Linked DNA regions of Homo sapiens: all the other regions are linked to region 3. The links are chromatin contacts, found by Hi-C or POLR2A ChIA-PET in ENCODE. All regions are on one chromosome and are shown on one strand. Each heading gives the region's core, a stretch centred on a gene start or an enhancer-like site at or near the end of the contact. The rest is flanking DNA. Distances are from core to core; before and after follow the strand shown.

Region 1 (2,778 bases), core at 17-2,516, 580 kb after region 3:
GGTTTTGACGGGGATGTGGAGAAATTGGTGGCCTCTTACATTGTTGGTGGGAATGAAAGTGGTGCAGCTGTGGAGGGAAGTGATTTGGCAGTTCCTCAAAATCCTAAACAGAATTGGTTTCTTAGGACTGCCGTAACAAAGCACCACAAACTTAGTGGCTTAGACAAAGAAACATGCTGTCTCCCAGTTCTGCAGGTGGGAAGTCCAAAATCAAGGTCTTGGCAGGCACAATGGATCATGCCTGTAATCCCACCACTTTGGGAGGCCAAGGCAGGCAGATCACTTGAGGTCAGGAGTTGGAGACCAGCCTGGCCAACATGGTGAAACCCTGTCTCTACTAAAAATACAAAAAACTACCCAGGTGTGGTGGCAGGTGCCTGTAATCCCAGCTACTCAGAAGGCTGAGGCAGGAGAATTGCTTGAACCTGGAGGGTGGAGGTTGCAGTGAGATGAGATCACACCATTGCACTCCAGCATGGGCAACAGAGCCAGACTCCGTCTTGAGAAACAAAACAAAACAAAACCGATATCAAGGTCTTGGCTGAGTTGGCTCCTTCCACAAGGGAAGGATCTGTTCCAGGCTCTCCCAGCTTTTGGCGTACCTGGCTTGTTGGTGCCACCTTCTCCCTGGGTGTCCACAACATCCTCCCTCCATACATGTCTACGTGTGTCCACATCTCCCTGTTTTAGAAGGACACAAGTCATACTGCTTTAGGGTGTGACATTTTAAGTTGATTACATCTGTAAAGACCCTCCTTATTTCCAAATAACATTACATGCTGAGGTACTGGTGGTTAGGACTTCAAGTATCTTTTTGGGAGTACATAATTCAACCCTTTACAGCATTTGATCCAGCAACACAGTGAAACCCCATCTCTACAAAAAATACAAAAATTAGCCAGGTGTAGTGGCACATGCCTGTAGTCCCAGCTATTTGTGGGGCTGAGGTGGGAGGATTGCTTGAGCCCGGGCTGTCGAGGCTGCAGCGAGCCGAGATGGTACCACTGCACTGGAGCCTGGGCGAAAGAGTGAGACTATGTCTCAAAGAAAAAAAAAAAAAAGTACTCGCCCAGAGAAACCGACTCCCCCGCCGCAGGCTTGTGTTACACTGTGGGCATCTCAACCCAGGCTCCATTTCCCATTCTCTCATTTAGCACAGTATAAAAACCCTACGTTACCTTGGAAAATGAAACTCCAGCTGCACAATTCCCTGCCTCTGAGCAGGGAAGCCTGAGGGCCAGTCTGAAGGCGGAGGCGAAAGCTTCTGAGCCTGTGACTCAGGAGTGCCCAGACGTGGTTTCTGGTCCCACCCAGCTGAGCTCCGTTAGTCACCCCGCAGGGTCACGAGCTTCACGCAGCCTCTAGGCGGCCAGATTGTGTTTCTTCCACCTGCTTTATCAGCCAGGAAACAGGAGCCCCTGACTAATCTGAAGCCCTGGCCTCAGAAGAAAACAACGCTAATGACTCAGAGGCCAGAGCTGAGACCAGACAGACCCGGTGTAGCCACTCGGGCCAGGCTGCTCTGCGAAGCTGCTGTTTCCTCTGCTGCCGAAGCGGTTTCTTCCACCCAGGGCGGTGCGGTGGTTTGGCGACTTAGAGGTTTGGAGGTCCCTTCTTCCTAAGAGTTAACTGTCCTGAAAAAGCCCAAAACAAGAGCGGCATGATCTTAAATCCTGGGGAGAGGACACAGGCTGCCTGGAGGGGCCGAGGGCACACCTAGAGCTGGGGTTTTGTTCTCACTCTGTTGCCCAGGCTGCAGCACAGTGGTGCGATCTCGGCTCACTGCAGCCTCAACCTCGCTGGGCTCAGATGATCCTCCCACCTTAGCCTCCTGAGAAGCTGGGACTACAGGCACGTGCCACCACATCTGGCTAATTTTTTGTAATTTGTAGAGACAGGGTTTCACCATGTTGTCCAGGCTGGTCTTGAACTCCTGGGCTCAAGCAGTCTGCCTGCCCTGGCCCCCCAAAGTGCTGGGATTACAGGCGTGCGCCACCGCGCCTGACCAAAGAGCTGGGTTTTGATTCCACATGTGGAGGAGGTGCCTGCCTAGGGCTGACTGGGAAAAGTGTCTAGGGCTGAGCTCACAAAGTGATGAGCTCCCCGTTGCCAGAGGGCTTCAAGCTGAGGCTGAGTGAGACGAAGCACGATGGAGTGAACGGTATCCCTGTGTTGGAAGGAGGGTGGGTTATGTGAAAAGTGTCCCTTGTGGAAAAGAGGAAAATAGCCCAGCCCTGGGCTCCACTTCCTTGAAAGCGAATTTGGTGTCTGCTCCTTGGACAGATCAACACAAGCACCTACCCTTCCCAGGCCGCCGTCCCTTCTTCACCCAGAAGGGGAGTTCAGGGAAACTGGGCAGACATGGGCAATCCCACTGGGTTGGCTGCTTCTGGCTGTAAAATTCAAATCTCTAAGGCCTCTCCAATAACACAGTCCTAAAATTTCACATCATCAGCAAAGTCATGACTGCCATCTTGAGCTCCAAAACACCCCTCAAATGCGCCTATCCCTCCACCCTGCAAGCCAGCATCTGGCCCAGGTCCGTCCCCGCTGTCTGGACTATTGCAGTCACTGCCTGGCTAGGATTCTGTCCACAGTTCATTGCCCACATGGCATCCAGAGAGCTCTTTCTAAAATGCAGATGAGGAGTCCCCTGTGTGCTGTGAATACACTCGACTCCCGTCTGTCCTCAGCACACACTCTCTGCCTGCTGCCGCACAAAGCTCCAGCCACACGAGTGTCTGTCTGTCTGTTCCTCAAATAGGCCAGGTCTTCCCA
Region 2 (2,803 bases), core at 137-2,636, 850 kb after region 3:
GTCTTTCAAAGTGGCAATTAAATTGTACTGGAAAAAATTTAAGCCACCTAATGGCAGCAGACTTGTGGGGCCGGGGGGACGGTCTTCCCTCGCCTTACCAAAAAAATCCTAGCAAAGTCTTCCCAATTGTGGGGCTGCAGTCGCGAGTGTAAGGCAACACTGCGGGTAACAGTCCCCGCGAGCAGCCGGGAACCCTGCAGGGCGCAGGGGCCAGGCTGGCAGAGCGCGCACTGCGGCCCGGATCCCTTCTCCTGGGGACTGGCTGGAAGACTGGGGTCTTCCCCAACGAGGAAAGCCCTTAGTTCTCACAGGTCTGCGTCCCCAGCCTCCTCCCCAGCCAGGGCACCAGCAAACAAAGGCTGAGCGTCTCTTCGTGGGCCGGCCCCGGGAGGGCGCGCGGGCCGCGACCCACCCCTGGACCTGCACCTGCCGCCCCGCTCGGCGAGGGCGTGGCCGGCATCATATCCTCCGCGCCAGGGTCGGGTAACCCTAGGGGACCCCACCCAGTCTCCCCGCTGCCCTCCCGGTCTCCGGCCCCGAGCTCTCCGCCCCCGCACTGCAGCAGAGCGCGCCGCAGGCCCGGGCCGCGCGCCGGTAAGCCACCTGCACCCCGGGCCGCCCCACGGCGCCGCCCAAGCCCTCTGGACCCGGAGAAGGACCCGCGGGCCGGCGGGGAGGAGATGCCCGGCTCCTCCGGCTTCGCCCAGCGGCTGAGGACTGGACGCCGGACAGGGCGCAGGCACGACTTACCGCGGCAGTGGCCCTGTTGGCGGGCGCGCTCACGTGCGGCGCGGAGGAGCCCTCCGGGCTGGGGGAGAGAGACTGGGCAGGGCTGCGGCGCGGCCGGGAGCCAGAACCGCCGAGGAAGAGCCGGAGAACCAGCGGCAGCGGCTCTTCCCCACCGCGCGGGTCGGGGCGGAGCCTGGAAGCCGGGCCTCGGCGCTTGGGGCGGGGCTGGAAGGCGGGGCTGGACGCCTGGAGGCGGGCTCAGGGGCGGGACCTGGAGGTGGGCCATAGGCGCGCGGGGGCGGGGTTTCCGCGGGCGGGGCGGAACTAGAAGACGGGGCCTGACCGAAGGAGGCGGGATCAAGGGCGGGGCCTGGAAGTGGGCTGTCCCTACAGGGGCGGGGCCTCGGCTGGCCGGGCTAGGCTGGAAGGCGGGGCCTGACTCATGAAGGTGGGATCAAGGGCGGTGCCTGGAGGCGGGCCATAACAACAGGGGCGGGGCCTCGACGGGCTGGGCTGGACTGAAAGGCCAGGCTTGACTCACGGAGTCGGGGTCAGGGGCGGGGCCTGGAGGTGGGCCTTAGACGCGGGGGCGGGGCTTCGGCTTGGGAGCAGGGCTTGGGGAGGGCCCCGGCGTACTGGGGCGGTTCAGTCGCCTCAGCCGCGGTGTGAGGGAGCGGGAGTCTTCCTTAGCTTCTCCGCCATGGGTGTCGCTTCGTAGCCGGGCTGCTCCGGGAAAGGCCTCGTACAGGTGAGCGGGGCGGCGTTCGCGCCTCACCTGGGGACCCCCGACACAACCGAGTGGAAGGGGACATTGGTCAGTGCCCGCCCAAGGTCGTCCGCGCGTGTGTCGGCCCTCGGAGGTGCTTTGGAGTCACTCACAGAAACGGAGAAGCGGGGGCTCCTCGAAGGGTGCGCGGCACCTGGTTCACCCCATCTTTTCCCTCTGGACCACGTCCAAGCCCTCCACACACGTTTGGGGCGCAGGGGGCGCGGCGGGCTTGGGACCCCTGCTAAGTTGCCCCAGCCCGCACGGGCCTCAGGTTTCCGACCCTGGGCGACAGGAGAGGTGAGATCATTTCTACCTGGACAGAGCTTATCACGTGGACTGTGGCTCAGGAAGGAGACCTTGACGTCAACCTTAGAAAGCATTCATATCTCCAGACAATCACCAGCCCCTGCCTGCCATCCTCTCGAGCGCTGGGACCTAGACGGTCCAGTCCGACCGCTTCAGGGTAGGACGCACCTGGAGGGTGCGCGGTAGGCAGTGCTCACCTGAGCACAGGCCCTGTCCCCACCCAGCTGTGGCTCCAGCCAACCCGAAGTGGGCCACTTGTGGATGAAGGCTGTCATTTCTGCAGTGGCCTCGCTCCTTTTAACTCCCGAGCGTCCTTTAGAAATGTTCAGACCAGGTCTGGAGTTCGTGAAGGCGAGGCAGTGGTCAATGAGCTTGGGAGGTGGGGGAGGTCATGAGCACCTGGAAGTTGTTTAGAACACTTTGTGTATATGCATGTTTCTAGGGGAGGGGTATATTATCAGCTTCCAAAGTGGATCTATCACTTCCCTGGAAACACTAAGAATATTTTAATAGCTTGGGATGCTGGACCTGTGGCCCAGCCAGGCTGCTGATTCTGATTTTGTCTCCATTTGGCATATACCAAGTGCCCCAGATGTAAATCCTCTCATGGTCAATTTGAGGAATGGTCTTAAGATAGAAGCAGAGAGAAACGAAAAGATTGAGCCATAGTTAGCAGGAAAAAAAATTAATTTCATGAAAATTGATTTCCTAATGAGAATATGATAAACTGGTTTTACAAAAGCAGCAAACAAAACCAGCAAAAACCAAAAAACAACAAAAAAAAAACAAGAAGATGGCAAGCAGGTGAGTTTTTTTTTTTTTTAGGTTCTTCAAATCCTAGTCACACTCAACACTGCACTGAACAGAGATGAAAGAACTGCTTTACACTTAACATTGAAAAAAGAAGTAGTCTGTTTGTGCCAAAGCCACCATGCACATACAATCTGTGCCTTGTATTCATATACCACCTATCTGTAAAGGATTCCAGGTGTGTGTGCG
Region 3 (3,003 bases), core at 328-2,827:
ACGATGCCACTTTCTGGCTGGAAGGGTTACCTACAACGCCCGCACTGAACCTTACCGGCCTTCCAGTTCTGGTCAGCTCAGCATCTCCAGGTGTCTGGATCCAAGGTCGCCACGGCGCGGGGCTGGAACGGCAAGCGCCAGGAGAGAGTGAACCCTGGGCACTTCTGCTGCCTTCAAACTATGCCATGAGAGCTATTCTTAGTTCCAGTGTCTGCCTGAAAAAGAGGCACCGGACCCCCCAGGAACTTTCCCTGGAGTTCTCAGGGCTGTGGATAAATTACTGTCATTTGTGTTTTTTCTCTCCTGCTACGTCCCCAGTTCTCTGTCTCCAGTTAAGCTTTGAGAAGGGAGGTCCCGAATCTCACACAATTATCAGGGAACCCATTAGTTGAGAGATTTCTCTCCCTGCAAATCCTGGCTGAATTGTTCAATTCGGGGTTCCCCAACTATAGCTGTCTACTTTGTCCCCGGTTAATTTCAATCACACCACCTTGGTCACGGAAGGAGATTGATTCTACAGAGATGATTTTACAGAGTTGTAGGATGAAAAACAAACAAACAAAAAAAGGGGGCTGGGCGCGGTGGCTCACACCTGTAATCCCAGCACTTTGGGAGGCTGAGGTTACTGGATCACTCGAGGTCAGGAGTTCGAGACCAGCCTGGCCAACATGGCGAAACCCAGTCTCTACTAAAAATACAAAAATTAGCCGGGCGTGGTGGCAGGCGCGTGTAATCCCTGCTACTCAGGAGGCTGAGGCAGGAAAATCGCTTGAACCCGGGAGGCGGAGGTTCCCGTGAGCCGAGATCACGCCATTGCACTCCAGCCTGGGCGACACAGTGAGACCCTGTCTCAAAAAAAAAAAAAAAAAAAAAAAAAAGAGGGAATCTTTCTCCTGCCTGGCTACCTGGCCCATCCGGCCTACCCGGTCCCTTCCCTACCTCCCTGGCTAATTTGATTTCCTACAACGTTACTGTCTTTAAAAGGGTTGGTGCCCAGGGACAGCGAACGCCGAGCCCCCAATCCAGGGACAACAGAAACGGCTACCGAGAAAGTAGCAAGGTGAGAGATTGCCTTTGCAAGGCTGGCTTAGGAGCCCGAGACTGCAGTGTCCCCGGCTGGCTAACTGAGATCTCCTCTACACGGAAGCGTCGGCCCCTTTCCTGGCCAGCTACATCCTGGGCCTCCGCACTTCAGAGCTGTGCGTTGGAACCGGAGAACTGAGCGCCCCTCCCGGGAACCCGGCTGCCGGCTCAGGAGCTTGCTTGGCGTCGCCGTCGAGCTCCGGAGCTCCGCTGGGGATCGGGGGTTCAGCAGCGCCCCAGCCTCCCGCTCGCTGCGCTCCCCGCACCGCCACCGCGCACGCCTCTCAGCGCGTCCACCGGGGCGCGGGGCCACCCTCACCTCTCCGGCCCGCGCGGTGGCGGAGGCCTCCAGGGAGCGTCCCCGGGGCAGTGACAGCCGCGCCCCCGCGCCTTCCGGGCTCCGGCCGCCGCTTCGGGCTCCATGGTGCCGGCGGAGCCCGCGCCCCTTGCTGCGGCGCCGGCCTACGAGCGCGCCTAGATCCACTCGGGCTAACGCGCTCACCTACCCGCGCGCCAGGTTTAAAAACGGGGGCGGGGCGGCGCGGGCAAGCGCTGGGAGGGGGCAGGACCCGAGGAGCTCCGTGAGGGGTGCGGAGGGGGCCGCAGGGTACGAAGGAAAAGCCCGGGTCGGAGGAGCGGAGGGGACCAGAGAAGTTCCGGGAGGGGACCAGGGAGCCGGGGATGGGGAGGAGACGAGAAAAGCTCAAGGAGGTGGCGCCGGGTGTCAAGGAGGGGGGTCCGGCAGGCCCGGGCAAGGGTGGGGACGGGACAAAGAAAAGTCGGGGAGGGGGCACCAGAGAAGGGGTGACCAGAGGATGGAGGTACCAGGGATTGGGGCCACGAGCTCGGGCTGGAGACAGCGGGAAGTGACCCAGGAACCCGGGAGAGGAAAGCGAGGCCCGCGGGCTAGGGGCGTTTCCGTCGGGCGCACTCCCTCGGGGACTGGGGGGACCTGCGCTCACCTGCTGGGCTTCCCCTGCCGGATGTGGGATGTGAGGAGTCCCGGCTTCTCCGTCCCTCTGTGGTCCCCGCGGCCTCGGGCTTTGGTCCTGTGCGAGCATCGGATTCCCTGGGTTTCCGGAGAATCTCGCTTCCACCGCCTTAGAGCGGCAGCGGGTCTTCGGGGACATCTACCGAATCCTCGGGTCCGCGTGCACCGGCCTTGCCTTCGGTGCTGGACAGTGGGCTCCCGGACGCCCCGACGCCAGGGCTCGAACCCGTGGCGAAGCGGGTGGGGTGGGGCGCGGCGACCCTTCCAGGAGACAGAAGGCCAGGAATGGAACCGAGCAAGAGGGGTGCTACGAGCGCACCCTTCCCACCGATGGCGGCCTTGGAAAGAATGCGAATTTTTAATAAAGCCTGGAGCGGCGGGCTTCTCCTTCGGTTAGCCCCAGCCAGGCTTAGAAAGGGCCTCCCGACCAGCAGAAGCGACCTTGCCCGACCCTGGGGACACTTCCCCGGGCGTCGCTGGAGCGCCGCTGCCACCATCACCAGCGCACGGCCAGGGTGGGAGAAAGCGGTTTCACACGTAGAGCACTGCGACAGAACACCGAAGGCGCTGGAGGGCCTTCAACTACCCCGGGCTCCTCAGGGGTAGTTACTTTATATAATTTAAGTTACTGTGATGGATGTTAAAAAATCGAAGAACTAGGCCAGGCGCGGTGGTTCTCACCTGTAATCCCAGCACTTTGGGAGACCGAGGCAGGTGGATGGATCACTTGAAGTCAGGAGTTCGAGATCAGTCTGGCCAATATGGTGAAACCCGTCTCTACTAAAAATAAAAAAATTAGCCGGGCGTGGTGGCAGGCTCCTGTAATCCCAGCTACTTGGGAGGCTGAGGCAGGAGAATGGCTTGAATCTGGGAGGCGGAGGTTGCAGTGAGCCGAGAGTGTGCCACTGCACTCCAGCGTGGGAGACAGA

Evidence for each region. Hi-C counts contacts between places; a loop is a spot of excess contacts on that map. ChIA-PET counts read pairs that join two places held with the same protein, here RNA polymerase II (POLR2A). Pooled maps may share reads with other maps.
Region 1: a loop to region 3 is called in a pooled map, with 2.8 times the contacts of the local background. The contact joins the promoter of CLDN14-AS1 here to the promoter of RIPPLY3 in region 3. A Hi-C loop is called at or near these places in 1 of 168 maps with a recorded cell type or tissue (mammary epithelial cell) and 8 of 50 pooled maps. POLR2A ChIA-PET finds 5 or more read pairs at or near these places in 1 of 52 experiments (H1).
Region 2: a pooled map shows a loop between it and region 3 (4-fold over the local background). The contact joins the promoter of CBR3-AS1 here to the promoter of RIPPLY3 in region 3. A Hi-C loop is called at or near these places in 1 of 168 maps with a recorded cell type or tissue (CD4-positive, alpha-beta memory T cell), 1 of 37 single-sample maps with no recorded cell type and 4 of 50 pooled maps. POLR2A ChIA-PET finds 5 or more read pairs at or near these places in 1 of 52 experiments (PC-9).

Annotation. Positions count from the first base shown.
Region 1 is chr21:36,428,813-36,431,590 of GRCh38, reverse strand. CLDN14-AS1 (CLDN14 antisense RNA 1) reads right to left here and starts at 1,266. Exons shown (of 3, transcript NR_183530.1): 1 at 1,179-1,266. RefSeq lists enhancers at 1,206-1,265, 552-1,427.
Region 2 is chr21:36,154,891-36,157,693 of GRCh38, reverse strand. CBR3-AS1 (CBR3 antisense RNA 1) reads left to right here and starts at 1,386. Exons shown (of 3, transcript NR_038893.1): 1 at 1,386-1,477. It overlaps DOP1B (DOP1 leucine zipper like protein B), which reads right to left and starts at 870. Exons shown (of 37, transcript NM_001320714.2): 1 at 751-870. RefSeq lists silencers at 376-675, 706-1,255 and enhancers at 1,436-1,495, 1,576-1,625, 1,010-1,676, 1,677-2,344.
Region 3 is chr21:37,005,276-37,008,278 of GRCh38, reverse strand. RIPPLY3 (ripply transcriptional repressor 3) reads right to left here and starts at 1,577. Exons shown (of 4, transcript NM_018962.3): 1 at 1,403-1,577; 2 at 56-122. The coding sequence starts at 1,506. RefSeq lists a silencer at 1,403-1,512 and an enhancer at 1,736-2,236.